Regions from separate parts of the Homo sapiens genome. Here region 1 is linked to region 2. The links are chromatin loops, found by intact Hi-C in ENCODE. Cell type or tissue: A673. All regions are shown on one strand. Links, peaks and the distances in the headings refer to the core of each region. The heading gives the core; the rest is flanking DNA. Region 1 overlaps NEK11 (NIMA related kinase 11). Region 2 overlaps NEK11 (NIMA related kinase 11).

Region 1 (16,249 bases), core at 4,767-7,266, 190 kb after region 2:
TATTTCCTGAATTTGAATGTTGGCCTGTCTTGCTAGGTTGGGGAAGTTCTCCCGGATAATATCCTGATGAGTGTTTTCCAACTTGGTTCCATTCTCCCCGTCCCTTACAGGTACACCAATCAAATGTAGATTTGGTCTGTTCACATAGTCCCATATTTCTTGAAGTCTTTGTTCATTACTTTTCATTCTTTTTTCTCTAATCTTGTCTTCACACTTGATTTCATTAAGTTGATCTTCAATCACTGATATACTTTCTTCCACTTGATTGATTTGACTATTGATACTTGTGTATGCTTCCTTCATGAAGTTCTTGTGCTGTTTTTCAGCTCCATCACATCATTTGTGTTCTTATCTAAACCGGTTATTCTAGTTAGCAACTCCTCTAATTTTTATCAAGGTTCCTAACTTCTTTGCATTGGGTTAGAACACGCTCCTTTAGCTCGGAGGAGTTCATTATTATCCACCTTCTGAAGCATACTTCTGTCAATTTGTCAAACTCATTCTCCATCCAGTTTTGTTCTCTTGCTGGCGAGGAGTTGTGATCCTTTGGAGAAGTGGCATTCTGGTTTTTGGAATTTTCAGCCTTTTTGCGCTGGTTTTTCCTCATCTTCGTGGATTTACCTACCTTTGTTCTTTGCTGTTGGTGACCTTTGGATGAAGTTTTTGCGTGGTCATCCTTTTTGTTGATGTTGATGCTATTGCTTTCTGTTTGTTAGTTTTCCTTCTAACAGTCAGGCCCCTCTTCTGCAGGTCTGCTGGTATTTTCTGGGGGTCCACTCCAAACCCCGTTTGCCTGGGTATCACCAGCAGAGGCTGCAGAACAGCAAAGATTGCTGCCTGTTCCTTCCTCTGGAAGCCTCATCCCAGAGTGGCACCTGCCAGATGCCAGCCAGAGCTCTCCCGTGTGAGGTACCTGTCGACCCCTGCTGGAAGGTGTCTCCCCATCAGGAGGCACGGGGGTCAGGGACCCACTTGTGGAGGCAGTCTGTCCCTTAGCAGAGCTCGAGTGCTGTGCTGGGAAATCTGCTGCTCTCTTCAGAGTCAGCAGGCAGGAACGTTTAAGTCTGCTGAAGCTGTACCCACAGCCGCCCCTTCCCCCAGGTGCTCTGTCCCAGGGAGATGGGAGTTTTATCTATAAGCCCCTAACTGAGGCTGCTGCCTTTCTTTCAGAGATGCCCTGCCAGAGAGGAGGAATCTAGAGAGACAGTCTGGCTACAGCGGCTTTGTGGCACTGCAGTAGGCTCCACCCAGTTTGAACTTCCTGGCAGCTTTGTTTATACTGTGAAGGGAAAACCACCTACTCAAGCCTCAGTAATGGTGAACACCCCTCCCCCCACCAAGCAACAGCATCCCAGGTCGACCTCAGACTGCCATGCTGGCTGTGAGAATTTCAAGCCAGTGGATCTTAGCTTGCTGGGTTCCATGGGAATGGGATCCGCTGAGCAAGACCTCTTGGCTCCCTGGCTTCAGCCCCCTTTCCAGGGGAGTGAACAGTTCTGTCTCGCTGGCATTCCAGGCACCACTGGGATACAGGGAAAAAAAAAACAAAAAACAAAAACCTGCAGCTAGCTGGGTGTCTGCCCAAACGGTTGCCCAGTTTTGTGCTTGAAACCCAGGGCGCTTGTGGTGTAGGCCCCTGATGGAATCTCCTGGTCTGTGAAGACTGTGGGAAAGGTATAGTGGCTGAGCTGGAATGCACTGTTCCTCATGGCACAGTCCCTCACAGCTTCCCTTCGCTAGGGGAGGGAGCTCCCCAACCCCTTGCACTTCCGGGGTGAGGTGACGCCCCACCCTCCTTCTGCTCGCCCTCCGTGGGCTGTACCCACATCTAACCAGTCCCAATGAGATGAACCAGGTACCTCAGTTGGAAATGCAGAAATCACCCACCTTCTGCATTGATCTCGCTGGGAGCTGCAGACCAGAGCTGTTCTTATTCGGCCATCTTGCCCTGGAATCGCCTTTTGAATTTTTATAAAGTAGAAGTCTCCACTGAGTACTTCCAAGTACTCAATACTGAGTTCATGTCCAAGTATAGTTATGAAATATTGAGCCCTTGCCTCTTCATCCATCAGAACGGGATATTATTACCAGCTGAACACAACTTTTGCTGCTGAAACTAGTGTTGAACTAAAAAACTGTCCAATTAAAAAATGCATACACATATACACACCTTAAACACACACATACACACACACATATATATACGTGAGTATATATTTACGTATGTATACACATACACACACACACACAGAGTTTTTATGGTTATGTGAGCTAGCAAAATAATGCCAAAATAAGCTTTATCTGTGGGAAATTATCTACTGTTGTCAGTTTTCAAAACCTTTTGAATATGTACTTACTCCCTGCAAGTTCAATAGTCAACTGCTTTAAAGCTTACTTAAAATGCAATTTCAGATATGTGTCAGGTCCAATTCATATGGAACACCCAAATGTTTCATTTTTTAAGTAATGTTAAACTGCCTTGCAACTCACATCTGTCATTAATCCTTCCTGTAATTTTGATTACTAAAGCAATTCTAAAAATAATAGAAACTACTCATTAGAGCTCAATAATCTTTGCACCAAAATGTCTTTGAAATAGCAATATAAATTAAAAGCAGCTGATCACCAAATAGCAAATCCAATATTGCAAAAAGTGGATTGGCCGATATTATCCCCAAACTCACAGTGTATGCATTTGTATGAGGCTTATGAGATGAAAGACATAAGCAAAGAAAGAAGAGAGGAAATGAAGGGCTGTGGGGCCACAAATCTTCCTTGAATCTCCCCTGAAGGAAAGCAGCCATAGCTAAGTGATTAGGTTTTAAAGGGTTTCTCAAAATTCAAACTAATAGGGAAGTGGAAACATCAACCAAACTTTAATTAAAATGCTAAGTGACTGCTGCATGTGGGAGAGACTGAGAAAATTGACACCCAAACACATTCTAATCAGAAATTCAATGTTCCAAATTTTCCACTCTTAGAAAGTTGGAAACCTAGTATGTAGGACAATATTATCAACTACATTTTGATCTTCCTTCTTCACTTGCCCAATAAAGGTACCAAAAACAAAGCCTATGATTTTTCTCTGAGCTAAAAACAATAAAATTGGCTGGTATGAACCCAAGATTAAAAAGCAGCACTCAGCTGAAAGTATCAAGTTTCATAATGATTATCATTAGTAACTGCAAATTCAGCCAGTTTAACAATCTTAAGGGTTTTCATATATCATGGTACAGGGTTTTTGCTTTTTCTAAACACAATTGTTAAGGTACAATTGACATAATACACTGCACATATTTTAAGTGTATAATTTGCCAAATTTTGATATATGTATATACCCATGAAACATGACACCATCTCTACAATCATGATAATGAGCATATCCATCACCCCCACACATTTCATCAGGCTTAGTGTTTGCTTTCTTAATAACTAAAACTTTGGGTGTTTTTTTTTTCATATAACTACCCAAATAAATACAGCACTACTGTACTAATAAGTATGTTCTATAGCATGTCAAAGGTTCATAATTATTCATTCGTGAGTAGCAGGGACTAGGGCTTATAAGAGTATCTGAGAAATAAAAAGTGTTCTCGTTAAACTACGGAATGGAAATTCAATTTCACAGTATTTTAAAGCAATAAAGGTCACACAATATTAACTGCTTATTTTTGATACTACATAACATTATTTATACAATGCACAATTAGTGGAAGTAAACTACTTTTAGAACTCTGGTGCCAACAATGTTTATTTCCCACATAGATGTACAAATTACTCTTAATTAAATTTACAAATTACTCTTTCCAAAAACCAAGCTTAGGAATAACTGACCAAGAAACTATTACTAACATAAGGGTTGCTTGTCTCTCATGTTGACTTGTAAGTCATGCACATCACTCAAAGTGCACTATTTAAACATGGATGTTATGGCAACTAAGCTTTTTTCCCCAGGAAAATCAGTTGAAGAGTAATAAATTGATCCAGAAACTAATTTTAACTTGAGAATTTTCCCCCTTCTCATTTCTTTTAAATTTAAGTCATATACATATCTCATTTCAAGTTACTTAAGGGTGGATGATATCACAACTAAAATTTTCAGTTCAAAATAGGTATAAAGTTGGGTGCTGGCCAAAATTGCCTATATTACTCTTGAGAGACATTCATGCGTCAAAAAGGAACCAGATCGGTTTAGAAGGAAAGGACTGAGTAAAACAGATGCCTCCCTCAACTGATCCAGTTAAAGTAAGCAATGGTAAAAGGGAACTGCCTGCTGTCTGCCAGGAAGAGAGCTGGGCTGCCGGATGCACCAAAAGTTGTTGGAGGAAATATTCTCCCCAAAAGGCTGCTTGTGTAGAAACAACAGCAAGAAGGGCTAGTTACAGATTATACTTGAGGGTGTTGTGCTTGTTTTGGGGTCAGGAAATTAAAGTTAGCTGACTGAATATTCTAATATTCATCAACCATTAAGAATTCTGGATTTGGTTATTGAGGTTCCTCTGGACTCTATTAAAAATCAGCTCACTTTTTATTATAAAACATCTCGATGAAAAAAGCCCTTTTAGGGGAAGGAAAAAAAACCTACAAGGTAGACTACACCCATCAAATTTTGCTCTTGCATTTTTTGCACTCATCCTAAAATACTTTATTTATTGAATAAATGAGATACAATAACTTAATAGGCTTAACACAAAAATCTTGCACTTTAAAAATTTTAGGAAGTCAACAATGACAATGTAAAGGGATCAGCATATCCAATTACATTTATTATTACTATTATTTACTAGAATAGCTTAGATATTCCCCTATCTCATACATTTAAATGAAGAATGCTATTCCATATTTCATGGGATGTCATTCAGTGTTAGCCAAACCATTAGCTTCCCTACTCACAAATCCACCAGAACAACACATTGAAAGAACAGAGTGGAATGATAAATTTAAATAAGTCTGAAAATCTAACAAGTATACTATTGTAATTTGAATATACTTTTACTGCTGACACTAATACGGCTGTAATATTTTAAATACATCACTTTTGTTTTCTTTCAAACAACAGTAATGTAAGAAAAAAGAATTATTTTTAAGAAGAATTTTTGAGTATTGTTGCCTTCTTCCTAACTGTTGTCTTCTTCCTAAATGTTTCTTGGCAATTCAGTCTTAAAAGGAGGCTTTTTTGGCCCCCTGCCTAAGCCAAAAAGAAACTGAGGGTTTCCCTGCAGCCTACTCATTCTAATATTTTATTAGTCATTTCTGATCTGTAAATATTAAAAACCAGATAGAAAGCACACGGATTCTTTTATGCTAACACATGCAGCAAAGCGGCCTTAGGAAAGTCATTTATCTCAGAATATTGACTTCATTACCATGATTGAAACTAATCAAAGTAACTATGTGCCCTTGCATTTTCTTCTCTCCTTATCCATTCCATCTCCCAAACTTTAAATATAAGATGGCCAGAAGCTCAGAGGCTTGACCTTATTGTGTGCAGAGAACTGACAAAGCCCAAAGTGAAGTCCAAGTTCAAATGTACTCTTTCTATATTTACCTAGAGGAACCTAAGCACAAGATTCCGAGAATCTGAACTGTTTTTAATATTAATTTTAGTATTAAAATTTTTAATATTTTAATATGCTTTCATGTTATACTTTCTCTTAAAAGATAAGCAGGAAGATTTTTTTTTTAACTGTGAGAAACTGAAAGAAACTGTGTTTTGAGGTCTGGCAAGGCAAAATAGAAAGAAATCATTAGTTTCTTCCAAATTGTTTTCATAACTCTCCACGGCGTAAACCACTGAATCCTATTAAATTAACTCGTCCCACTCAATAAACCCACTATCCCATCACAGATAACCACTGGAGAGAACTCCTAGACATAATATAGAAATAGTAGCTTTAATAAGAATACATAGATTGAGTTCAAAGTTGGACTCATTAAATCTATTGATGTTTTGTTTAAAATGACTCAAAATTGAAAGTAAAGATATGTTAAAATGATTAAATAAATCAGACAGAAATATCCATAAATAGGTATTAGTAGGTACAATATATAAATATTAGCTTTGCTAAAGGTGATCAGCTATTAAATGGCAGAAATTACAGTCACAATCTGAATTATTGAAAGTGTATTTTTAATATTACAAAAACCCACACATTTTAGTAAGAATTATTATTCCTGCTGGGCATGGTGGCTCACGCCTGTAATCCCAGCACTTTGGGAGACCAAGGCAGGTGGACCACGAGGTTAAGAGTTTGAGACTAGCCTGGCCAAGATGGTGAAACCTTGTCTCTACTAAATATACAAAAATTAGCTGGGCGTGGTGGTGGGTGCCTGTAATCCCAGCTATGCAGGAGGCTGAGGTAGGAGAATTGCTTGAAACTGGGAGATGGAGGCTGCAGTGAGCTGAGATCACACCACTGCACTCCAGCCTGGCAACAGAGCAAGACTCCGTCTCAAAAAAAAAAAAAATGGATGAAGTTCTTTTTATCTAATTACTACAGTGCAAATGTAGCTGTAACTCACAAAAAATGCTTCCATTGAATGACACAGAATGCCTGTCATTTCTCAGTGACCGAAGCTTGCATTCCTTAGTTTTTCAGTTATGCTACTGACAGGAAGAAAATGCTGAACCAGTCATCACATCAAATCGCTGAGGACGCTAAAAGGCACAATAGTCTTCTACTTCAAAGAAGGCACTAGAATCTAGATATCCAACAAGTGGCCGTTAAATGACAAGAAAGCCATAGACTATTATGCAGGTGTTAAAAATGATGCTTTTAAAGAGTATTTACTAACATGGGAAAATGCTTATATTTTCCTGCTTTAAAAAAGCATGTGAGATTGTATATACACTGAACTCTATTCCATTTTAGTGCCATTCACACTGAATGCAACTCTTCTCCCATCCCTTTGCCTAGTACAAGGATCCTCAAAATGCAGTCCTCTAAGATGTAGTAACAGCTGTTAGAAATGCAAATTGTCAGGCCCCTCCTACCAGACCTGCTAAATCAGAAACCTCTGGGGTAGGGGGGAGCCAAGCAATCTGTTTTAATAAGCTCTCCAGACAACTCTGATGCTCAACAAATTGTGAAAACCACTGGCTACTTCTTAATAATTCTTCAGATTTCAGCTCACAGTTCTCAGGGAAGCCTTGCCTCACCCAACCTTCCATCCTGCAAGCAAAGATGAGTTTATTGTACCTCACAAGAACCAAGATTTTTCTTTCACAAGTTATTGCAGCTAAAATTATTTATGATTATGTAAGTAGAGTTTTTATCTCCAGTTGAGATATTTCAAGTCTAGTGACACATATGAATCACCTGGAAGTTCTCAAAAATCCTTGGCCATACCCCAGACCAAACAGAATTCACTGGAGTATGACTCAAGCATCTGTACTTTCTAAATATTGTGATTCCACTGTTTGGCCAAGGTTAAGAATCACTGTACCAGACTCAAGCTCCAGATGACCAGTAAACGGTGACCAGTATTTGTTGAATGAATATGTGGGTTTTTTCACTTTATTTTATAGGTTTTGTTTTGTTTCAGTCTTGCACATGATACAAAATTCCAAATGCACAGAAAGGGTTCAGTGAAAAGTGAAGTCTCCTTCTCTTCCTATCTCCTCTCAGAGGCAATGACTAGGACCAATGCCATGTTTCGTTAAAAGACTGAATATTTGTCAGTGCATACAGAAAAGACCACAGGTTGGATGGCAGGATTATAGATTATTTTACTGCTTCTTTATGCACATCTGAACTTTTTATAAAGTGTATACACATTACTTTCAATATTGGGAAAGGAGGTACCCTATGAATATTTGTATGGGGGTGCATCCAGAGCTATTTAGTAGATAAACACTGGGTCTTAGGGCTCCCACAACAATAGCCACTTAGAATGTACATACAGCTGTTCCATTTTGTCAAGTTCTTAGAAGAGACCTTTTACCTGGTTTAAGCGAGTAATTGCCCAATTATTCCACCTGCTTATTTTGGTTATATTTTCACTTCTCATTAGATATACAGCTTCTCCAGAACTTCTACCAGAAAATGGTGGGAGGGTGCACAAAGGAGGAGGTACTGTTCATCCTAGGAACCAGATTAAGAAGTGGAATCATGGTTTATAGATCTATCTTGTCTTGATTTAGTTAATATAAGCTCCTCTCCAAGACTGACCATCTCTGGGTGTATGAATATGAAAAGCTGAGGCCTGGACCCCAGGGTGGTGGCTGAACCCCTGAGCCCTTTTGACTCCATGCCAGTTAGTGAGTCTGTCTCAATACAGTACTTTGGAACAGGGCTGGACGTCTGAGATTTCTATAAGTAGAAACTGGAGTATGGAGAGCTTTACAACAATGGACCCAGACTTTTTTGGCTTTTGGGGTTTTTTAATTATCTTTTTCTTACTTTCTACCTCCCTTACTCTTATGGTCTAAGACCACTCCCCTCTGTTGTCAGTATGACTCATTCTAGCATCAACTCTTGGCCCCCTATCTTCCATTTTGTTTCCATAACTGGGTAGAAAATCAGCTTGCTAGGACTTTTAAAAATCTACTCTAATGTAGACCCAAGAGCTCTCTGAGGAGGCAAGAGCCTGGACTTGAGGGCCATTTCTTTAAGGACTTGTAGGCCTTTTACTATTTAACTCCTGATCCTTATCTCAGGCAGACATATGAGATAGAGGGGGAAAAAATGCCTTCTGTAGAGATAAAGCATTTCCTTGTTACCATTTTTCCCATATTTAGACAAAGACCAAGGTGTACGATCACAGTTAAGGGGTAAAATATTTGGATACGCACTTGGATAGGACCAAGGGGAAAATACACATAAGTTAGATAGTACACAGAAACAAGTAAGATAATATTGAGTTGGAAAGGGAGTAGCCACTCCAACATCTCCGAGTGCAACCTGCCACACAGATACTTAAGCATTGTCTTGTACTGTATACTAGTTGTTTTATGTGTGTTGATATAGTCTTCCGGACTGGAAGCACCTGAAGGCTAGGCCTTATCTCCTACTGCTTCAGTTTCCTCTCTCGTGCTGAGTCCAAAGCAAAGGTCTAATATTTAAATTGTGGCCGGGCGCGGTGGCTCACGCCTGTAATCCCAGCACTTTGGGAGGCCCAGGCAAGTGGATCACAAGGTCAGGAGATCGAGACCACGGTGAAACCCCATCTCTACTAAAAATACAAAAAATTAGCCGGGTGTGGTGGCGGGCGCCTGTAGTCCCAGCTACTCGGGAGGCTGAGGCAGGAGAATGGCGTGAAGCCGGGAGGCGGAGCTTGCAGTGAGCCAAGATCGCGCCACTGCACTCCAGCCTGGGTGACAAATCGAGACTCCGACTCAAAAAAAAAAAATTTAAATTGTATTAAATACTTCATAGTTGACAGACTAAAACAGACAACAGCATAAAATCAACTCTGCATAGTAAGATCACTATATCTTAAATGTGATAAATTTTTTAAAAATCATTATAACCAACATTCTATGCTGATAAGATGAATGTTGAAATTCACTGTAGCTGTGGCCATGATTAATTACAAGTTTAATCATGTATTTTAGGGTAAACCTATTTCCTTAATATCTCTTTTCTATTAAATTACATGCACTATGCTAATGTTAAGGGCCAAAGTAATTTCTGGGCTGATCAAATCTTTTGGGTTTGATTTTTTGAAAAGATACTTTGACAATTTAACAATACTATAAAATAAAATGAATAAGAACTAGCACAATCTTTTTAGGACTATGACAACATAATTAGACTAGAGTGTCTATAATTATGAAAGAAAATATTCTCAAATATTGTTTTATGAATTTCATGATGCATAATAAAGGAAAAACCTCTATCTCATTCACCATACATTTTAACAGTTTAATTTTATTCTACTGTGATAATGAAAAAAGGGATGCCCAATATTTATGCCAGGAAGAAAACTCTCCAAACATGCATCAAGCAAGTGTAATGTCTGTACTGTAGGTTTTATTTTAATCTCACAGCTAATTCAGAAAGTGAATAAAAATGTAAAGGAATATGGTATTTACATTGTAATTAAAGGTCACCCTGTATGCAAAATGTCAATGGTAAAGTGATGCCCCCAAGTGGCATAATGATAAATTGCAATACTTTGACGGAAAAGTTAAGTACTATGTACATACAGCTGTTCCATTTTGTCAAGTTCTTTGATTAAATATAGAAATGTATATAATGAATCTGTATTTCATAGAAACTAGTCATAAGTCCTACAAACTTATTGTCATTCCTTTAACACTGATACCAAGGGATAGTCTGATACCTTCCTTATGAGCTCAAAAAGTTAAGGGTGTATCTGCAAAACAAAAAGGGAAGTCATATCTATTCTGATGTGTTGAAGGAATAGCATTCATACCATTATAGAAGTCTGTATAAAGTATTCATCTTCTAGCCACCTCTAACATTAACCAATTCCTTATGTTTGTGGTCTAGTATGTAAAGCATAATTTAAAACCTTATCTAGTCAAATTGCTTGGACAATGAGTAGTGCTAATAATGTGCTTTGCTCACAAACTAATGGTTCAGTATCAACACAAAAAAAAAAGAGTTTAGTTTCCTGCCTCATATATGCATTAAACATAACAATCACTGATGAATTGATATCTTAGCTAAAAGGTTCACATTCTGAGAACCAATTTATTTTGGACAGCCACAGAGATATAAAAGATGACAACAGAATTGTTACAATCTCAAGACACATCTTGAATAAGTTTTTTAAATTACATGCCTGGTTTCAGATTGGTTTATTTGGGAAATTTTTCTCATTTAAAAGTAATCCAGAAAAACCTTCCATTTATTAGAAGTTTCCAATTGCAGTCATTGGGTGGTAATTAGCTAAAGTTTTCTTAGGCTTCCTTTAATTATTCTTTTAACTTGGATTGTTTATAATTAAGGTGAATCTGTGCTGTTTTTGAGGAATAATTATGAGCAAGGCAATGTGACATCTAAATCTTATATAAATAGGCAGATATCGTATTCTTATTACAATCCTATGAGGTATTATACTCATTTTAAAGATAAGAAAACCAAAGCTCAGATTAGGAATGTACAGAATGTAGACTTCACATTAAGAACAGGCCTGGCTTTACTTTTTGTTCACATCCAAAGCTGGGATTTTAACAATGACACCATACTGCTCTGTTTCTATTACAGCATTCTAGAATTTTGTGAGTAGTCACATTCATACTTTTTTCTGATTTTAGCAAATAATTCCAAAAGCAATTGTCTACAAAGGTCGGCACGTAGTGGAAAGGTGTGATGCAGCTGTATGCCAGAGACAGTAAGGAGAGGTAGGAATGTGGCTAACTGGAGAATATGGAATTTGTCTAAGGGAGTAGCTGCTGCCTAGCTTTAGCAGTCCATTGTGGCTACACAGGAACTGATGTTAGCAAACGTTCCCAAATCTTTTTTTTCTAGAAAAGATGAAATGCTCAATTTATATGAGCTGCTCATTTAAAAATACTGACTACTGGCCAGGCGCGATGGCTCACGCCTGTAATCTCAGCACTTTGGGAGGCCAAGGCAAGAGGATCACCTGAGGTCAGGAGTTCAAGACCAGCCTGGCCAACATGGTGAAACCCTGTCTCTACTAAAAATACAAAAATTAGCCAGGTGTGGTGGTGCATGCCTGTAATCCCAGCTACTTGGGAGGCTGAGGTGGGAGAATCACTTGAACCTGGGAGGTGGAGGTTGCAGTGAGCCAAGATCGTGCCACTGCACTTCAGCCTGGGAGACAGAGTGAGACTCCGCCTCAAAAAAAAAAAAAAACTGATTAATTTACTAAAAAGAAACACTACCCAGGCCAAACAAAAGACATCTGAAAGCCACATGTGGCCAGTATGCAATATGTTTTAGATTCTGATGATGAATGATTCCTTTCCCAGAGATTGTGGACTAGACCTTCTGGTGCCAAATGATTTTTGTCCGTTATCCTCACCACTGGATTCATTCCACAAACATGTCTGCCATCTTCAGCTCCAGTCATGTGTTTTTTTAAGATTGGTTCAGGTACAAGAAAGATCACTAACAAATCACTTGCCAACCAACCAGCCCCAGCCCCCTTTCTTCTCTCTCATTCTCTTTCTCTCTCTCTTCCCCGCTGACTACAAACACACTCTCTCCACTCACTTATTATCTTAAGTCTAAAGGTTTCAAGTTTGATCTTCATACATCTTATTTTACATCCTTTTAATTAACTTTTTAGTCCTCCTGTGAATTATCTTAAAATTTTTCATATTCCTCATTAGTTGAAGAAACCAAAATTGGATATGATCCTACAGTGTAGTTTTTAGAAGTACTGGGTCTGGTTTAGGTCTTACTCTCAATGTTTCCATAAAGGTTATCTAATAATTGTCAGAAATTTATCATTCTATTCTAAATGGCTAGAAGAGCACCTCTAGGATTAAAGAGAAAAAATCCTTTTCAGCAGGAATCATAATGCATGTTCTAAGGACATCAGAAAAATGCCAGCTCTTTTATCATCCCTCATGTAGAAATTGACTAAAAACTATAAATTCTAGATAATTACAGCTTTTAAAAATTCTGGACAGAGACCATTTAAAAGATTGAGTTTTAAAACAAAGTAGTAACATCACTAACATTTACCTTTACAATTCCTATGACCTATGAAGATGTAGAAAAGTGTTTATCACACTGATTTTAAATCCACTCTTAAATATCCAATAGGCAAAAGCTGGAAGAACTTAGAGTAGCCTTAAAACCTTAGAAGAAAACAATATATTATGGGATGAAAATGTGGTCTTCTGGGGTTAAGGGCTGATATCTTGGATCATTCTTCCTTCTGCTTTCTGTTCCTCCTGTGTTTCTGATAGGCAAGTTTCTTACCCTAACTTCAGTTCCAACTTACTTTCCACTGCAGCAAATTAAAAAAACTTTACACAAAAACTAGAGGTTTATCTGTAAGGGAGGTACTGTCTGAAGCTATTAAGAGTTTTTCTCTACTATGAAAGTGTAGAGGGTCCGATCATAATCAAAAGAGACGAGGTGACAAGGGGGTCATTAACATAAGCTAATTTTAAATAGGAGTGTCCATTTGGTTTAAGTGTTTAATCTGACAGCTTTCTGACTACGGAATTTGAAAATCCTCGCCATGGAAAGCCCAAAGAAAATTAATACTGTTACTTTCTTTGGTATACCCTATTCATCTCAAATGTGAATAATTGTTTATTTGCATTTTGTAACATTTCTAAAAATAGTCATTATGAACAATTCTTATTTTCTCATTCAAGAAGTTCCAATCAAGTTAAGTGGAAGTAATATTGTCACTGAGACTGTGGCATGCCCAAACATCTTATTTTCACATAATCTATCCCATTTCTAGCTCCCTTCTTTAGGTCATTTGGATACTTTATTCACCTGCTGAAATGCCTTTAAACCTAATATGAAAGATTAATTAGGGAGCTTACCTATATTTATGAAATACTTGCTTTGGTATAAAGAGCAAAGTGGACATTACTCCATGTTCTTTTTTTTTTTTTGTCAGTCTTGCTCTGTTGCCCAGGCTGGAGGGCAGTGGCATGATCTCGGCTCACTGCAACCTCCACCTCCTGGGTTTAAGCAATTCTTGTGCCTCAACCTCCAAGTAGCTGAGATCACAGGCATGTACCACCCTGCCTGGCTAATTTTTGTATTTTTAGTAGAGACAGGGTTTTGCCATGTTGGCCAGGCTGGTCTTGAACTCCTCGCCTCAAGTGATCTGCCAACCTTGGCCACCCACAGTGCTGGGATTACAGGCATGAGCCACCATACCTGGCCTGCTCCATGTTCCTAATCAGCTAAGACCTGCAAACAAAAAGCAGCCTACTCAAGATTCATAGGAAGCATTTTTACTTACAATTCCTCTCCTCGTTTGGCTTTCTTGTCTGAAACCAGATAGACAGTTCCAAAACTTCCACTGCCAAGTTTTTGTTGAAGCACGTATCTTCTTGCAATCAAGGTCTTTGGATAAGTGGAAATGGCTGTTGATCCACTCACACACTTAGCTGCCTCTTGGAATTTCAGCATTGCTCCAAACAAGAGAGAACTGGTTCATTCATTTATAGAAACTTAACATTCCAGTCTCCTAAGAAATGGTCAAATTCATCCAGTGTTGGTCAGTTCCTTAAAGATGAAAAGTTAAAAGATCAGGTCTAAAGGTTGCTAAACGATGTCTAACAAAAAGTGTTAAGTGCAGTGATATCTGCACCTTGATCAGCAGACTGACACCATATTGGTTAACAACTTGAAAAAAAATGTTAAAAGGTAGAGATACCACAAATTCCAGAAGGCAATCTTTCACAGGAAGAGCCTCCCTTTGTACATTGAAATTTGGCAGAAGTGAATTATAGCCAACTTTCCACAAATTTCTGGGATGTACATCTGTTTTACAATGAGCAATCTCTTCATTTATTTAAGATTTATACTCCCCAACTACTTATAAAAGAATCCAAATACAAGAACATTATCACCTCCTTAAATCTATACATCTGCATCAACCTTTTTGTAATGCCCTCTTCTCACCTTATATTTACTTTGGTTTACAAAGAGTGAGTTAGGATTAAACAAGGAATTAGCAGGTGCTGTTTCCTTTAGATTTATTTTTTTCTGTAGATGTTAAACCACAGTTTTTGTATTTATTAGGACAGATGCAAAGAAGGATAAGGATTGAGAATTTTTTCCCATGCTCAGCAAATTCTAGTTTCTGAAGTTCCTATTGTACACATTGTGTATAATCTCTCTGGATTAAAAACAGGAAGAGTTACAAATTCAATTCAAACCTAAAATCCCATTTAATGTCAGTGGAATATAAATGCTACAGATAAATCTGTAATTCCTCAGGGAGCTATGAGACGTGGCAGTTATGAAAGGCAGGACTGTTTAGGCCGGGCGCAGTGGCTCACGCCTGTAGTACCAGCACTTTGGGAGGCCAAGGCGGGCGGATCACGAGGTCAGGAGATCGAGACCATCCTGGCTAACACGGTGAAACCCCGTCTAATACAAAAAAATTAGCCGGGCATTGTAGCGGGCGCCTGCAGTCCCAGCTACTCGGGAGGCTGAGGCAGGAGAATAGCGTGAACCCAGGAGGCGGAGCTTGCAGTGAGATCTCGCCACTGCACTCCAGCCTGGGCGACAGAGTAAGACTCCATCTCAACAAAAACAAAAACAAAAACAAAAACAAAAAAAAGAAAGGCAGGACTGTTTCATATGAGTAGGTACAAAGTAAAATCACTTTTATTTCATCAGAATGTTAAATGTTTTGTTAGTTATCAAGAAAAGTGTGCTTTTGTTTTAAATCTATATAGAAATAACATTTTAAATTGAAAACTGCCTACACCTTGAAGTTAGGTTTTCATATTCAACAATTCCAAAGCTATGAGACAAAAACCTAGTTTTTAAGGATGGTCAATGGGCTTTACGTGGTGGTGTCCGTCAACCACAAAAACTACTAGGGCAATTAACCACAAAAATCCTCAAAACAGAACATAAGTAAATGCCCATTTACAACATTTTCCTTCTTAAAATGTATGAATCAGTTAAGTTGTACCTAATACCAGTGAGATTAGTTACCAGCTTTTTCTTTTCCCTTCCAAAGACACGTTAGTAAAATCTGCTGGAAAAACAACTACAGAGCAGGCCTCTAAATATACCTTTTGTTTTTACTTCCCCTTCACTGTCATAAAAGTGATGCCGTCTGGCCATACTAAGCTGTTCAAATAAATATATGGACTTACAGACTTTCCAGCTGAAAAGGGTCCTTCAGGTCACTCAGTAATTCTCCTTATTTTAAAGATGAGATTAAGGTTCCTTTTAGAGAAGGACAGAATTAGGGACGGACAGAATGAGAAGTTCACTTCTAGCGGCTCTTATTTTAAAGGACAGTCTAAACCCAGCAGTGCTTAAGTAGTCTGGTCCAGGCTGCAGAAGACTCTGGGACTAGGTTCCCTCCCGCCCACCCTCACAGACTCAGCCCTGCCACCCCCATCCCAGTCCACTTTTAGGTCATCCATTCCATTAGTCTCCTCTGCGCAACCATAAACCTACCCAAGAATGTGTCGCATTGTCTAGATTCTAGAACTATCTGTTCACTTGACAACACGCTCCCCCTCGAGGTTTGAGTGAACTTGGGCACTGCGAACACATCTTCTTTATTTCTGCATCCCCAATCCCTGGCATACCTCCTGGCATATACTAGGTGTTTAACAAACCTTGTTAAGGCAAGTAAGTGT
Region 2 (16,249 bases), core at 8,811-11,310:
GAGGAATGGTAGCTGTTCTCAAAAGGTCCAGTCAGATCCATGAAGTACATGATAACTATCAATGCCTGCCTAGCAGCCACAGGAAAAAACTATCATATCTGAAGGAATCTCCCTTTTTAGACAATGTCAAAATACAAATATTGAAAATAATGTTTTCTCTAACAATTCCCATTTATTTTTAATCTGGAAAATATAGAAAATTATCAAAGAAAATAAATACCCCAAATCCCACTGCTATTAATACAAACACACACACATAAACATATATAGTCAGTCTTTTCTATATACATCTATCTCTTAGATATTTCAGATCATACTATATATGTATGCTATATGCATGCCTATCTTTTAGATATTTGAGATTATACTATATATGTACGGTATGTGTGTCTATACATAAAATACACAAAAAAACAGTACAATGTACTGTTGTACAATATTGTTTGGAATATTAAATTTATTAAATTAAAGGGAGTTGGTACTGATATAAAAAATGTTTCTGTTTTTAGAACACACATTTCAGTCACTGCATTCTCAGGTATTCCAAGTCAAATATGATGACATCAATAGACTGCATTTTAAAAACATTGTTTGGTTTTTCTGTTTCCAAACAGAAAATGTACAATATTGTTCAGACTTTTTTCTGACGCTATTAAAAATTCTTCAGAAGCATAATTTTAATGGCTGGACCATTGCTCCCTAAAGGCATATCATATGTATTTATCCATACCCTTATCATTGGACATCTAGATTGCTTTCATTTTATTTTGTTTTAAAGAATACTGCAATGACTATCTTTACACATACATCTTTGTTTCATGTTTATTGTTATTTCTTTAGGTTGGCCCATCAGAAATAGAATTACTGGGTCAAGGAATATGACAATTTAGAAACCCTCCTCTTTCTCTGCTCTTACTCTTTTCTCTACACTCCTGCACTTCCCAACAAGTATATTTTCTTCACAAGGAGCTAATATATGCCTTCATATTTATTTTCATTCTCCTATCTATTAAAATATGCTCTCTGTCAAGAAGAGATATGACAGATCCATTAAAACCAAAAATGGTTGATAAAGTTTATGTGTTATCTCTCTCAGGATATTTGTATTTCATAAGGCATATGACCTCATATCAGAGGAGTTAATTTCTAATAGGAAAAGTTTAGGCAGCAGCAAGCAGGCAATCTCAAAGGAGAAAGTCAGATGGGGTCTTCACAGGATTGTAAAAATCACACCATGTAGATCTTCATTTAGTTATCAGGCAGTTGTTTGACAAAATAATCCAGATGATCTCCTCACTTAGAGCTAGTCATAACGAAAGATTCAATTCACAAGAAAAAAACTGTGTCACTTCATTATCCAGTTGTATTTCATTCAGAAAATATTTATTAAATTAAAAGGGGTTGGAACTGATATAAGAAAATGTTTATGTTTTTAGAACAGACATTTCAGTCACTGGATTCTTGTGTATTCCAAGCCAAATATGATGACATCGATAGACTGTATTTTTAAAATATTGTTTGCTTTTTCTGTTTTCAAAAATAAAACCCTGTTTCTAACAACAACAACAACAACAACAACAAAAACCAATTATGTGTCAAATGTATACAAAGACAAGGAAGAGAGATGAAGCCTTAGCCTCCCATTTGGAGAAAAATAATCCTTTTCTGACAGTTTGTTTCTCAAGCTGTTGCTGACAGTCACTTATCCAAGAGACTCTGGTTGTGGCGTACTGTCCAAGCTGCAGCCAACTCCAGTGAAAAAGGTGCAGCAAGGTAGGAAAGAGGTTTTGCCACACCTATTAGGAAACAAACCAATAAAAACCCACTCATGGGAGAAGCCTAGTTCTAAGAGGTTTGTTTTTCCCAAGTCTAAGAACAGTTAGCCTTTCTGTGGATAAAGATTCTGAGAAAGGAGCCAGAGGAAGGCAAGGCTTAAAGACATAAGATGCCATATTCTTCCCTCCTCCACTATCCACAGTGAACTTGCTCTCGCTAAATGAGTTAAAGGGAAAAAAAAATTACATTGACTAAAAACAATAGATAAATGATTTGGTTAAGAAAAATATTGACCAAGTTTGAAACTTAAAGAGTTGGAGATGGAAAACCAATGACAGGGTTTTGTTTGAAAGTTAGGTAAGTGAAAACCATTTACACAGTTCTCATTGAAGCTGAATGGATAACTAAGGGAATGATATCTGTAAAATGATAACTATATATAATATTATGTATATTGTTTGGTAACAAATGAATTGTGACTGTGTGAATGAATGAATGAATGAATGAATGAATGAAAGCTACCTAGCTGCCACAAGAACTTAGTTTGGGATGAGAGCTCAGTTTGAGCACCAGCAGTCCCTTAGAGATTGCATATCTATCTTTAGATGTTCTTGAGAGTCTCCCAAAAGGTTATTCTTTTGCTCACTGCTCCTTCACCTTGAAGGTGTGAAAACTCAGCCATCTGTCTACATCTAGCACCCTCAGCACTCTCCTGGCTGGTAGGCTATACTGACTCCCGAAGGCATATCTAGAGAAGGCTTGGCACATATCAACACACACATAGATGGGTTCAGAGCTACAGAAGTGTTTTATGTTTCCAGTGGCTGAAAGCTGCTCTGAGTGAGAATGGATGCATGCATGCTTTGCTTTCATGCTGTGCTGCCAGGCTTGACACCATGTCCTCCATCTGCCAAACAATCCTGAGCAGGCATAGACCTATAAAGGTATATATAGAGTAGAGTACGCATAACCTTCTATCACAGCCCCAGCTAGGAGAAGTGCTCAGCTGAGCTTCATCTTGCTCAGACCCCAGGCACGTCCTCAGTCAACCTTATGTCAACAGATGTTAGGGTATAAACGGGCTGATTTCTTTCACCTCTTGGTCACCTCTTCTCTCAGAGCCATCCCATAGAGAAGTAAATCCCACCAAATCATGCAAAACCCTCTTCCTCTTCCCTCCTCACCCAGAGTCACTCTGGACCCATGTTTTTTTTTTCCTGAGAGGCTTCATTTGAGTGTATCCAGACCTTCTTGAAGCTGTGGCCAGGCACTGTCCACAAGCAGCCAGGAAGTGGCCTCAATGCAGGCTGCAGACCTATAGAGCTCATCTATCTACATGAATATTGCAACTCTGTTGTAGTTTTTTTGTAGTTTTTCTTTTTTTGATGTAATTATTAATGATGCATTATTTTTATTGAGATAAAATTTGCACATCGTGAAATGCAAGATCTTAAGGGTACAATTCTATGAGTTTTCAAAAATGTATACACCTGTGTATATGCCACCTAAAGCAAGGTAAAGAATATCTCTATCATCCCCAAGATCTTTTTGCTCACTATGATCTTTTTGCTCACTATGCAGTTTCTGGAACGCGCCCAGGTTTTCATGACCTGGAGCTTTCCCTCACTCTCTGTTCCCTCTCTGTGAAGCACTCTTCTCCCAGTTCCCTTTTGTCCCATCAAGGGCTGGCTCCTTTCCATCCTCCAGGTCATGGCTGAAAAGTCAATCTCTAGAAATTCTCCTTGACTTCCCTTATTAGTAGGTCTTCCCTAAACCCCAAATGCCCATTCCTCTATCACTTCAGCTTCTTTGTTTTCTAGTTGCTCTTACTTCTTTGTTTGTGTCCTGGCTAATTGGCTACCTGTACCACTAGACTGTACACTGCATCCATTCATTCACGTATTCCACAATATCTACTAAGTATTTGTTCTGTGATAAACACTGTTCAAGGTGCTGGGAATATAGCAGTGAAAAAAAATAGAATATCTGCTCTACTGGCTTTCATTCTAGCAGAGGGAGACAGGCCATAAAAGAATAAGCAATAGTGGCCACTCAGACGGCAATAAAGACTATGGAAGAAAATAAAGTAGGAGAGGAAAGAGGGGATTCTCAGTCCAGTGAAAGCTATTTCATATAAGGTGGTCAGAGTCCTCCCTGATAAGATGACATATAAACAGAGACTTGAAGACAGGGAGGGAGCAAATCATTTGTGTATCTGGTGGGAAGAGCATTCAAGGCTCCCAAAGCCAGGGACATGCTTGGTGTGTTCCAGAAACTGGAAGGGTGGAGTGAGTGAGGACAATTCTCATGTTGATGGAAGAGAGGGGCTTAGTGAGGTGATGATGATGAAGTACTGAAAAGCCTTTCTTTGCTTTGAATGAGACGGGAGGGTTAGTAGGAGACCAGTAAGAAGCTACGACAAGGTGATGATGGCTTTCGCAGTAGGAATGCAGGTAGTAAGTAGTGGTCAAATTCCAAGTATACTTTAAAGGTCAAGCCAATAGGTTTTGCTTATGGATTGGATATGAATGTGAGTGAAAGGATGTCAGTCGAGGTTGGCTCAGGAGGAGCTAATTTGGACTGAGGGTAGAGTATATGAGGGGCTTAACTTTAGTACATGCTTATTTCAGGATGTCTATTAGAGACTCCTAACCCTACTCCCAGGCAGACTGGATATGTGAGTCTAGAGTTCTTTCGTACATGCTTATTTCAGGATGTCTATTAGAGACTCCTAACCCCACTCCCAGGCAGACTGGATATGTAAGTCTAGAGTTCTGCGAAAATAGAACTGAAGAATAGAAGGCACACATTTAGGAGATGTCAATCAATAAATACTATGTAAATATGTAAGGCTGAGTGAGATCCCATGAAGGTGGAACTATGTCTATTGTGTTCACTACCATATACCCAGTGCTTAGACCATTCAAATATGTGATGCATAAATGAATGACCCAAAAAGTAACTCATCTATGTTGCATTTCTAAAAGTGTTTTCTTGAGACAGGGTCTCATCTGTTGCCCAGGCTGGAGTACAGTGGCTTAATCATCGCTCACTGCAGCCTCAACCTCTTGGGCTCAAGTGATGTTCCTGCCTCAGCCACCCAAGTAGCTTAGTGCCACCATGCCACCATGCTCAGCTATTTTAAAATTTTTTTGTAGAGATTAGGTCTCACTATGTTGCCCAGGCTGCTCTCAAACTCCTGAGCTCAAGCAATCCTCCCACCTCAGCCTCCCAAAGTGCTAGGATTACAGGAATGAGCCAATGTACCCAGCCCCACCTACTTTTTTCTCCAAGTTGCATTTTTAAACTATCATCTACTCTCCCACAAATGGTGTCCAGAACAGCCCTGGAAAATGTCACTAAGTTACAGAAACCAAAACACCAAGGTGACCTTATCCATCTTCTTCACACTCAGATGTACCTTTCACATCTCAGCTTGAACTCATTAGAAGCCAAGCCCTTGCTTATATGCATTCATAATTCATAGGAAGGCAGAAGATGCCGTTTAGCACAAAGCCATAGGACAGAGCTGATGGCACCTTTGTGAGGGCTTCCCTGAAATCAGGAAGCTAATATCGTAACTCCTATCTCACTACTGATGGTGGCCTTCTGCCTTAAAGTGTGTGCGGTGATAGGAACACAGAGCCACATCTGCAAAACTCAAACTGCCAACAAGCCCCCACAGCTCCCATAAGACTAAAAGCCTCTTTCACTGAATTCCGAATTGCTGAAACGTGACTGTCAACGTGTCCACATTTCACTGCTAATGCCTTGTTTACTCTGCATTATTAAAACCTTCTAACTGCAGCTGTCTCTTATTAATGCCCAGGTTCTCGGCAAGTCAATGCCTGTGGGATTGCTTTAGGGTTTCAAAGACATTCATAGGTATCCAATGACAGAACTCTTAAGACATTTAGAATTACGGTTTAGAAATGTAAAGGATAAAGAGACGAAAAAAAAGCAGGGCTGATAGAATGGCAACGTAACACCTACCCAAAACAGGGCAATGGATTTTCCAGGAACTGGTGAGGCCTGTACTCCCTCTGCAACAATCCATTTCTAGAATTCCAGCACAGTGAAAGAAAAGCTACCTCTAATCAATCCTTCCACTTGCTCTTTATTAACTACTTAATCTCTTTCCACTCTATACATACAATAGCCTAGAGAAGAAAGTCCTGCAATTTAAGGGAGGTTTATTGCCACAAAAACACAAGAATTTTTCAGTCCAAAAGATAGTCATTGTGATACACAGTTGTTTATTGCAGATTTCTATTTTTAACTCTAGTTTTAGCTTTACTTTTATTTAAATCCCACAGAGTAAGTGAAAAATGTAGCCCTGTGATTTAAACATGATTTTAAATCATCAGCTCATAGTCCATTTTCACACACTTTGGAGCTGTCACTTAGGTCCCAAGAATCTCCTTTTCTTCTCCTTTACCAACTTCTACATTAAGTTCTATACTTACTCCAAATTCCTAATAGTTGGTACAACGAATATTTGCTGGTTTAAACCCCAGCTCTGTCATTGGATGGGGTAACTTAGGTCAAATTAGTTAATCTGTCTGTTTCATAGTCTTCTCATTTGTAAATGGTGAGAGATGTTAATTGCATTGAGTGCTGTGAGTATGAATGGGATAAGGCATGTAAAGGGTTTGGCACAACACCTGGATGCTGCAAGGTAGCTCTGTCTTATTATGACTGGTGTTTTCCCAGGGATGACATAGACCCCTGTGCCTTCAGATTACCAGGTTATGTGGGAACAATGCACCCCCAACAATGGCCCCCATGTGTCACAACCCTTTCCTCCCAGGCTGGACACCATGAAATGGTATTTACTCTCCCTGTCTAGGTGAATGAAATATTCAGAAAATTAAAATAAATTTCTGATCACAAAACAGTTGGATGGGACTTGTATTTTTCTGTTTGCCAACGCTGTTTAGGATGGTTTTCATATTTTTTGCAGGGTTTCTGTGCACCATATGGTCAGGGCACCTCAGCTCTGATGATAGCTAGGGAAACAGGGATTAATGTAGGGTAGTGGAGGGAGAAGATTGTTGGAGAGAAAAGCACTAGAGGGTCCACTGCAACTACTCTTATCAGCTGTGTCTCACCACTCTCACCCCAAAGTTCCAGGAGCAGCACAGCGGAGCACAGGGCATCTCACAGTGAAGGTCACCGTCCCTTTATTTGCCCATTGACCTGTGGACCTCTGATCAGCCACCAACAAGGGAGACTGTGGGGCTGGTGACCTCTCCATCTTCACACTGAAGGGAACACTCAGACACTTTGCATTCCTGCTCAGATTTGCTTTGCCCTTTTTTCACCCTATTGCCTTTCTCCTTTTTCTCCATGCTTTGGTATTGGGGTGAAAAATGTAGGTGTGATCCTAAACCCTATAATGGACCTAATTTTAAAGACTTAATGACTAAGCCTCCTACAAAGCCCACAAACTCACGCATGTACCCCCTGAACCTAAAATAAAATAAAGGCCAGAAGAAAAAAAAAGAATAGTATATCAAATTGTTAAGAGAAGTAAGTGATATAATGTAAAAAAAAAAACAAACCCCACTGTGCTGTATTCCACAGCAAGGTTTGACTGGTCCTAATATGACTAGCAATGAGCTATGCTTTGATCTGGACAAGAAATGGGAGAGAGAGAAGGGGGAAGAATCATGACGGAAATGAGGGCTGGGATGGGGGGTAGGGGTGGAAATTGTCACCTCAAAGTCTCTCCTTTGAGCAACACACAGTCTACAGAAGGCCCATCACCTAGAAGGAATGACACACCAAACTGGGAGTATCCACTAACACTGTAGCAAGGCTGATGGCTTTACAGCCTGGGACACAGGCCAGCGGAATGCTAATGGAAAAATGATCGACAATCTGAAACAGCTGGGAGTCTGCTTTTTAGAACTGATGACCTCTAAGGTCGATTTAAGACAAAAAGTGTTTCTTCCCAAGTATGAAGGTAAATTAATTAGGTCAGATCATGTAAAAATAACAGGCAAATAAGTCCCACTACTGGGACTCAACAGTTCTGGCAACTTATCTTAAAAAAGAAAAGGACATAGTAGGAGGAGATAAATCTGTATCCCATAACAGATGAGAGATGTTGGGTCTTTTTTGTTTTACTTTTCATAACTCAGCACTCTTCCTGGAACTGGTTTAAATTTTGCCTTGTACATAGCACAGTCATTCTGTTTAGTAAAAAGGTCTTGCCAGAGTACCAGATAATGCAATGGCCCTGCAGCTATTCCCTTGCACCTAACGCATTTACTCTATCATCAGTGGAGGAGAAGCAATTCTAATTGTTGTGCAGAGGAAAGACTGTATAAAGCAGAGGCTAAAAATAAATTCATACAGTCCAGTTCTGCTACTTACTAGCTGTGTGGTCTTGGAGATGTAACTTAATTTCCTTATGCCTCAGTTTCCTCTTGTGTGAAGTTAGGATGTCACAAACAGTATCTTTCAAGGGACCTAGGTTTTAAAGTCAGCACTTGAAATATCCTCCACTGCTGTTTCTTTTTTGAGCAAATGAAATAGCTGATTTGCACGTAGGGACTAGATTGTGTGAAAAATATGTATCTGAAATACTGGAAGTCTACAACAATAATTCAAAGCAACAAGAGGCTTACAGTCTGAGAGATGCAGGAACTGAGATGCAGTAGAGGGACTGGATTTATATCTCTCAGCTCATTTTGACTCTGGAGCATTCAGTAAAAGTCACATGAAATCCCTAACTCATGATCCCTTCCTTTCTCCTACCTTCACCTTCTCCTTTATCTCTGCCTTCTCCCTTATTTGAATTCCAGCCAGTTAAATTCTAGTTTGATGCAGTTCATCTAGAATATATGCATCAGAGTTGTTGCAAGAATTAAATGAAATAATACACCTGTGACAGCCATGAGATCTGCCACTTACAAGTCCCTTCAAGATAGACCCTGCTGCAAGGAGCCTAGTGATCTGACAGCCCTCGGCTACAACACCTTCGGGATCCAATGCAGGGTCCACGCTGAGGCCCTGCTCTTCCCAGGCAACTCCCAGGCAATGTAAGCACTATGGGGAAGTTAGGGCCAGGCCATTCTTTCGCAGTGCTGGACTCCAGCAACACACCTTGCGCTCCCTCTTGACAGGGCCAAACCTTTTTCAGAATTGCAGTGCAGCCTGAGGCTCCCATCCAATTGCTCCCTCTCTCTCTCCCTCCCTCCCTCCTTCCCTACCTTCCTTCCTGCCTGCCAGCCTGCCTGCCAAGGTTTTATCAGAATTGCACTGCAGCCTGAGGTTCTCATCCAACCTTCCTTCCTTCCTTCCTTCCTTCCTTCCTTCCTTCCTTCCTTCCTTCCTTCCTTCCCCTCAAATATATCAGTATGGTTTAAGACTCCTCCCACCTACTTGATAGGAATTTCCTTTTTATTTCTAATTCTGTCTCATCACCTGCTTCCTGGAGTACCTGAACTGACACAGCATGCAAAGTACCGAGCATAGAATGAAGATTCTGGAAATACTAGCTGTTACTGTTATCATTACTATGATCTGATTAAACTAATGACTCAACTAACAGCAGGAACTCTTGGAGGCACCTACCATCATGACAATCAGATCCAAGGGTCCTCAGCAGAATCTCAGGCCTTGCCTATCGCATATCCAGTTCTCTGCCCCGGGACAATGTTCCAAGAAGAAAATCAATTGTTTTTCCTAAGAATTTCAAAACCTCTGAATGATTTGGGGAAAAAGCATTGAGAACTTCAGAATTAACTGGAATAGTGGAACTCTGCCGCCTTTCATCTTAGGAAGAACAAACACCATAGTCCTGAAGAGCCTTCTTAAAACAAGCCTCAGTGACAGCCACATTCATTAAACAAAGCCCTTCCGAGGAAGATTTGTGTCGAGTCATTATTGTCCACCTAGTATGTGTATTACTGGATGCATCTGAGCCATTTATTAGTCTTGGAGAGAAAAATGATAGTCAAGGCAGCAAAGGAAAGACAGAAGAGTCTGTGAAAACACTCGTCAGCCTGTAGCCCTAAGCCATGTCCATTAGAGCGCATAAAACACTTTTTAGTGACAGGTTGCACAAGTGTTGTGGAGAACCCTGTTATGACGGCAGCTATAAACTCAATTCTCCTGAGATCTAAGATGCTGGCTCCAATTCAGTGACCACAGACTTGGCAGAGGAGCCATCAACAATATGATAATGGCTTGTGATAAAGGTTTTATTGATGCTGTGCTTATCACAGCAGAGAAACAGTTGGCAATCATCAGCAATTAGGTGCTTAATAAAACTGCTTTGGAGACACTGCTACTAAAAAGATTGTCATGGGTGGCACAAAGAACTCAGTAATCAATCTCAATGAAGTCCATGGCTGTGTTTCTTTTTGAAAGCACTTCTTTCATCAAAATAACTATGTGACTTTGGCTCCATCTAAAGGAAGGGGAATCAACTTTGATCTGATTACACACATAGAAGGCATTTGTGTGATGACCATCTAAGCAGACCCTGGCACACTCAGAGGTCCAGGGCAAGACCAGGGAAAGGGGAGAAGAGGCCAATCTGAGAGATGGCAGCAGGTCTCTCTCAATTCACAAAGTTGACCATGACTGAGTTCTGTAGTGTAATTTGTATGTTGCTAATGAAAATAACCTGAAAGGGAAGAGTCCACATTCATCACCTTTGGGGAAGGAGAAACTACATTGAATTACTGGAAGAAAACAAATGGGGTTGTAATTACCTGTCTCTAATACAAATTACTCTATTGTGTAATTGTTTTTGCTACTCTAAACAAATTACTCTATTTTTTGCTAATCTATACAAATTGCTCTACTGTGTATTGTTTTTGCTACTATAGAATGTATATTGACCTAGAATGGACTTGGCAACACTTCTGTTTCCCTTATGCCAAGTCCATTCTAGGTCAATATATATTCTATAGTAGCAAAAACATTGACTTGAGAATGTGACTGATGTGGGCCTGAGGCATGAGTCTGATCCTTGCCTAGCTACGTGACCGCAGGAAGGCTACACCTCTCTCAGAAACTAACTTTCCTCAATTAGAGTGAGCAGAGATCATGCCACTGCACTCCAGTCTGGGCAACAGAGCGAGACACTGTCTCAAAAAAAAAAAGAAAAAAAAGAAAATAGGAATAAGATAACTACCCAACAGGGTTTGTGAGACAAAATACCACCATGTATGTGAGAGGCTGTATTTAGTCTGTTCTCACACTGCTAATAATGACATACGTGAGGCTGGGTAATTTATAAAGAAAAAGAGGTTTAAGGGACTCACAGTTCCACATGGCTGGAAAGGCCTCACAGTCATGGTGGAAGGTGAAAGCCATGTCTTACCTGGCTGCAGGCAAGAGAGAATGAGAGCAAAGTGAAAAAGGAAACCCCTTATAAAATCATCAGATCTCGTGAGACTTATTCACTACCATGAGAACAGTACTGGGGAAACCACCCCATCATTCAATTATCTCCCACCATGTCCCTCCCATAACACATGGGAATTATGGGAGCTACAATTCAAGATGAGATTCGGGTGGGGATATAGCCAAACCATATGAGAGGCCTTAGCATCTTGTCCCAATAGATTACTTAAAATCAATCACAATCTGTCATGTAACATGTGATAGATATACAACCCAGAGAACAAAACTGCTGCCCTTATGTTTATCATCTGCCTTAAGACTAATAAGAAGGAATTTTTAAAAAATTACTTAAAAGCAAGTTAGAAAATCTCACTTTAACATTAAGGAGTTTTGGCAGTATCATAAAGAGGTACTGGATACCTTGACTGAGTAACTTCATAATAATAATAGCTAATATCTCATGAAGTATTTTATTAAATTCTGAGCATTATTCTAATTACTTTATATTGATTACTTCATTTAATCCTCAAAACCACTCTGTGAGGTAGAAACCATTATTCTCCCACTTTACAGATTAGAAAACTGAGGCACAGTGAAGTTCAGTAATTTGAACAAGGTCACGCAAACTGCAAGTTATAAAGACATGCAAGCAATCTGTTTTCCAACCCTATATTCTAAGTGCCAAAGATGGATATTCTGAGACTGGAAAAATTGTATTTCCTGACCTAGGAGCTGTTTGCCATATAGTATTTTATTCATGTGGTTCTAAATCTGTTTTATTTTCTTAAAAAACATTTCTAAGTGAATATTAGTAGCTAAAATTTTACCGCTTGATGCTTTGACCAAAAATTGAGCACTGTATGTATTTTGCATATCATGTGTTTTGCAACCATAGGCCCAGAATGAAGGCTCTGTAATGCTGCAATAATATCCGTTACAGTTGTTTATGACAGTGGCTCAGAAGGTAGTAGAAATTATATTTTCGATTTGTGGTAGGAGGTGCTGTTGTTTTCCAGATTCCGTTGGAAAAAAATGGGGAAACGGTATAAGCTAAGTTTTTATTTTGGCATTCTGAATCCCCCCTTTAGCTGTATTTTTCTCCAAATGTATTTGTTTCTCTCTTCATGTATTTGTCTCCTAAATTATCTCTCTCTAATCCTTTCTCTTCATCTCTTTCTCCTCTTTATCTCATCCCTTTTTTTGCTTGGCCCCATACCTGTACCCTTCACTTGCCTCTCTCTCTTAATATCAAATTGGAGAGCACTTCTTACTGCTTTTATTTATTGAATATTATGACACATAATCTTTATTAAAATGGTTGAATGGATTTAAGTGGCTGAATGGATTGAATATTATGATATATTGCATAGTCTTTATTAAAAATGGTTGAATGGATTTTTGGAGTGAATCATCTTCACTCCAAAAATCATCTCCTCTAGCTGAGTCTTCACTCAGGTGCCCTTTGGTAGACTTTTATTTTAGTAGCTGCATGGTTCTCAGTTAACAAAAGCTTCTGTAACTCATGGAAGTTTAGGATTGGAAGGTAAGAAGAAAAGAAGGTATGTATGCACATTGCCCAAAGCTTTCCCCTTCATCTTCATAAGCCTCTTGCTTTTTATTCCTCTGTTGCAGACACTCAACACTGAAAGCACATGTCAGGGGTGTTTCTTGACCTATGGCCCATATAAGGCTTAATCTTGCTATAGTTAAAAGAGATCTACTACAAGGGCATAGGGCATATACTCAGAGACTTCACCACTTAAGCAAGAATGTGTCCTCAGAGGCTAAAAGTAGCTAGACAGATTATCCCCTAAGCCCAGGATCTTTGGTTCTGATCCCCAAAACTAAGTCAGTCTTTACAAATTTTATTTGCATTCAATTTGTGAATATGACCCCAAAATATGATTACCAGACAGAAAAGTATATAAAAAGTGCCATTCTCTCTGCTAAAGAGATATTTGCATTTTTTAATTCAATAGCTGTATACGAAGCCCTCCTCAGTGGGAATATGGTGTGTGCCATCTCCCAACCCCCCAAATAAGTGCAGCATGCTCCAGTTCTTCCCCCATCAACATGGTCCAGATCAGATTCTCCAAATTCCATAGGGCCCTGCCTGCCTCTGGACCTTGAAAAGCCAGACTTACCACAAGTAGCTATTATAATAACCCTGTTCCCCATGTCCCCAACTTCACCTTATAAGACTTCCTTTCTTCTCTGGGAGAGTCCAATCAGTACCTTGAACAGTTCCATGGCTTCCGACAGGGAGCATTACATACCTGTTGGTTTGTTCTGTAAGCAGGCTGGGATCCCTCATTCCTGATTTCTTTCTCTGGTCTTTCTAACGCTATTTCTTCTTCCTCCTCATCACTCTCTTCACAATAGGAATCAAATGCATCAGCGTAGTACTCTTCAGCCACAAGTGGGTCTTCTGGGATCTCTGAAATAATGAACAAACAGTCAGATACTACCAGTTATTAAAATTATAATGAGGTAAGAATACTGTATCTTTTCACAGGGATGTATATTTTGCTTGCGTTGACAAAGCTTCCATGGAGTGTAGAGCTGAATCTCAGCTTCCTGGAAGTATTTGGTTGAATGTAATAAACACTCAGCAAAATAAAACCAGTAGAGGAAAGGAGGAACATTTCCATTAGCAACTACCGTTTGAAGGTAAGAAAAAAATCATTAAATAAGAATAAATAATATGCTTTAACATTTTGACATTTGGAGGCATGAATCCTTATTAAAAATGAGGAAATTTAGGGGCAAAGGTAGGACAAGATGTCCTGGCTGAAGGGTCCTATTACACAACACACATAAAGTTTTTAGCATAGGAAGTTGGAGCAAAACTACCACAGCATTTTTCCTAGATATTTCTTTTTTTTTAAATGTTACTGGTAGGACCAAACAAGATGAATAGGATATATAGCAGCATCATTTTGGCAAGCTGGGAAAAACACAATTCTTTTCTAACAGGTAATGATGGCTTTTGAGATGGAGTTCACTCTGGTGGGTCCTACTTACTCAACCTTACATTCAGCACTTATTTTAAAAAAGAATACCCACCTAAGCTGATGACAATAAGCATCTACCCAAGTTACTTGATGCAACATTGTTAGTAACTAGAATAAAGTTGGTGTTTATAACAATCTTCAGTGAAGAAAGGCCATGAATGGATCACAAGAAAGCATAACAATATAATTTACTAATGGGGGGCTAGAAATAAAGAACTACCCAAACAACTACCCTTGGGCTGGGGGAGGAGAAAATTAGAATACTCAGCTGCAGCAAAACAATGGGCATTTTAGACTTTGCACCATACTCAGACTTAAAATTAAAATTTTTCTTCCAAATTGTAACACATTATTTTTCAATCTATTGTTGCTATTTCTGGTCTAGTGGGAAAAATATGAAATTTGGGGTCAGAAAATCAAGGCTAGAATCTAGCTCTTCCACTTTTTAGATGAAAATTTGTGCAAGAGACTTAAACTCACAGAGCTCCAATTTCTGTGATAAAATTAACATAAGTGTAATCTAGTAGAGTGGCTGCTGAGATTGAGTAATAGAATTCTCATGAAAGCATCGGTATGCAGGGAAGTTTCATACAAATGTTCACTCAATTTCCAAGTCTGTACAAATGGGCTTTTCATTAAATGAGTCCAGAATCCTTTGAAAGTAAGATACTTAATGGATGTAGAATTCCCTGGAAATAGAAGATGTTAAAATGTGTTTGTTATCTATGGTTTCCCACTAAAACATAAAAGGCTGCTGTACAGTAGAATAAAAATTAGTCAGCTCAAAAGACAAAAATTACATATATTCAAAATTGCCTTTGCCAGTTCCTTAGAAAGCAGTGTACTAGGGATCTCATACCTTCTCTCAGCAATTTCAACACAGCGTATTTTTTTTTTTCACATCAGTTCAGATCACTGATTTTCAGCTGAGCAACAGATGAGATAGAATACTGTTATGGAGAAGCCATAGTTTTTATTATTTTTATTATTTATATTGAAATAATATATATTATTTTTATTAAACGTGGCTTCTAGTCATTATATCAAGAAGACACCTGCACGTGTCTGTATGTACACATATATATATAACATACCTATACACATATGTACATGCATATAGAACTTCAATACCTTTTGCATACAAGTGGTTTTTGGTTACATGGGTGACTTTTGTAGTGGTGAAGTCTGAGATTTTAGTGCACCCTCACCGAGTAGTATACACTGTACCCAATATGTAGTCTTTTATCCCTTACCTCCCTCCCACCCTCCTCCCTTCTGAGTCTCCAAAGTCCATTATCCCACTCTGCATGCCTCTGTGTACCCATAGCTTAGCTCCCACTTATAAGTGAGAACATATGGTATTTGGTTTTCCATTCCTGAGTTACTTCACTTAGAATAATGGCCTCCAGCTCCATCCAGGTTGCTGCAAAAGACAGTATTTCATTCTTTTTTTAATGGCTGAGTAGTATTGCATGGTGTATATATGCCACATTTTCTTTATCCACTCATCAGTGATGGGCAGTTATGTTGGTTCCATATCCTTGCAATTGTGAATTGTGTTGTGATAAACATAAACGTGCAGGTGTCTTTTTGCTGTAATGACTAGAAGCCATGTTAATAAAGATCTTCATTTTACTTACACTGAGAACGACAAGAGAATCACAGCATGAGAAGTGTATGAAAACTAAAATCTCCTGAGAGATCTCCAGTTCTGCCATCAAGTAGGGACATGTGCTTGCTGAGTGGAATGAAAGACAGAACCATATGATGTCTTCCTTCTCTTGCCCACCCTCAACTCTCCCTGAATCTCTGTGTCTCTTTCTCTGAGTTGTCCATTCTCCCTCTTTCCCCACTCTTTTCTACTTCCTCTCCCTCTCGAGTCTCTTTGTCCCTTTGACAGTTATTCATTCTCTCACTCATTCATATTTTTCCCTCTTGCTCTCCCATTTTTTCTTTATCTTCATTCCTCCTTGTCCACTCCCTTGGCTTTCAAACTACGACATGGTAAGAAATATCATTTACATTGTTGCCCAGTGCACAGAAATGTGCTTATATATGTATGTTTATAAATATCTTTATAGTCGAAACAAAAG

What was found. A loop is a pair of places that touch in the nucleus more often than their neighbours do. Peaks named below come from ENCODE experiments on the same cell type or tissue, not always from the same donor. Only the 100,000 strongest peaks of a DNase experiment are listed, where the experiment ranks them.
Region 1: a loop joins it to region 2, with 2.9 times the contacts of the local background. A loop is called at or near these places in 4 of 110 quality-filtered maps.

Annotation. Positions count from the first base shown.
Region 1 is chr3:131,027,508-131,043,756 of GRCh38, reverse strand. It overlaps NEK11 (NIMA related kinase 11), which reads right to left. Exons shown (of 18, transcript NM_024800.5): 2 at 15,755-15,827; 3 at 13,879-14,144. The coding sequence starts at 14,048. Among named protein-coding and RNA genes, the nearest start is that of NEK11, 8.8 kb to the right of the region's middle. RefSeq lists an enhancer at 472-1,282. In A673, for the core only: no CTCF peak of the experiment used is centred there; no DNase peak of the experiment used is centred there.
Region 2 is chr3:131,225,858-131,242,106 of GRCh38, reverse strand. It overlaps NEK11 (NIMA related kinase 11), which reads right to left. Exons shown (of 18, transcript NM_024800.5): 15 at 13,419-13,579. Among named protein-coding and RNA genes, the nearest start is that of NUDT16-DT, 150 kb to the left of the region's middle. In A673, for the core only: a CTCF peak has its summit at 10,234; DNase peaks (open chromatin) are centred at 9,166 and 9,996; H3K27ac peaks cover 1,179 bases.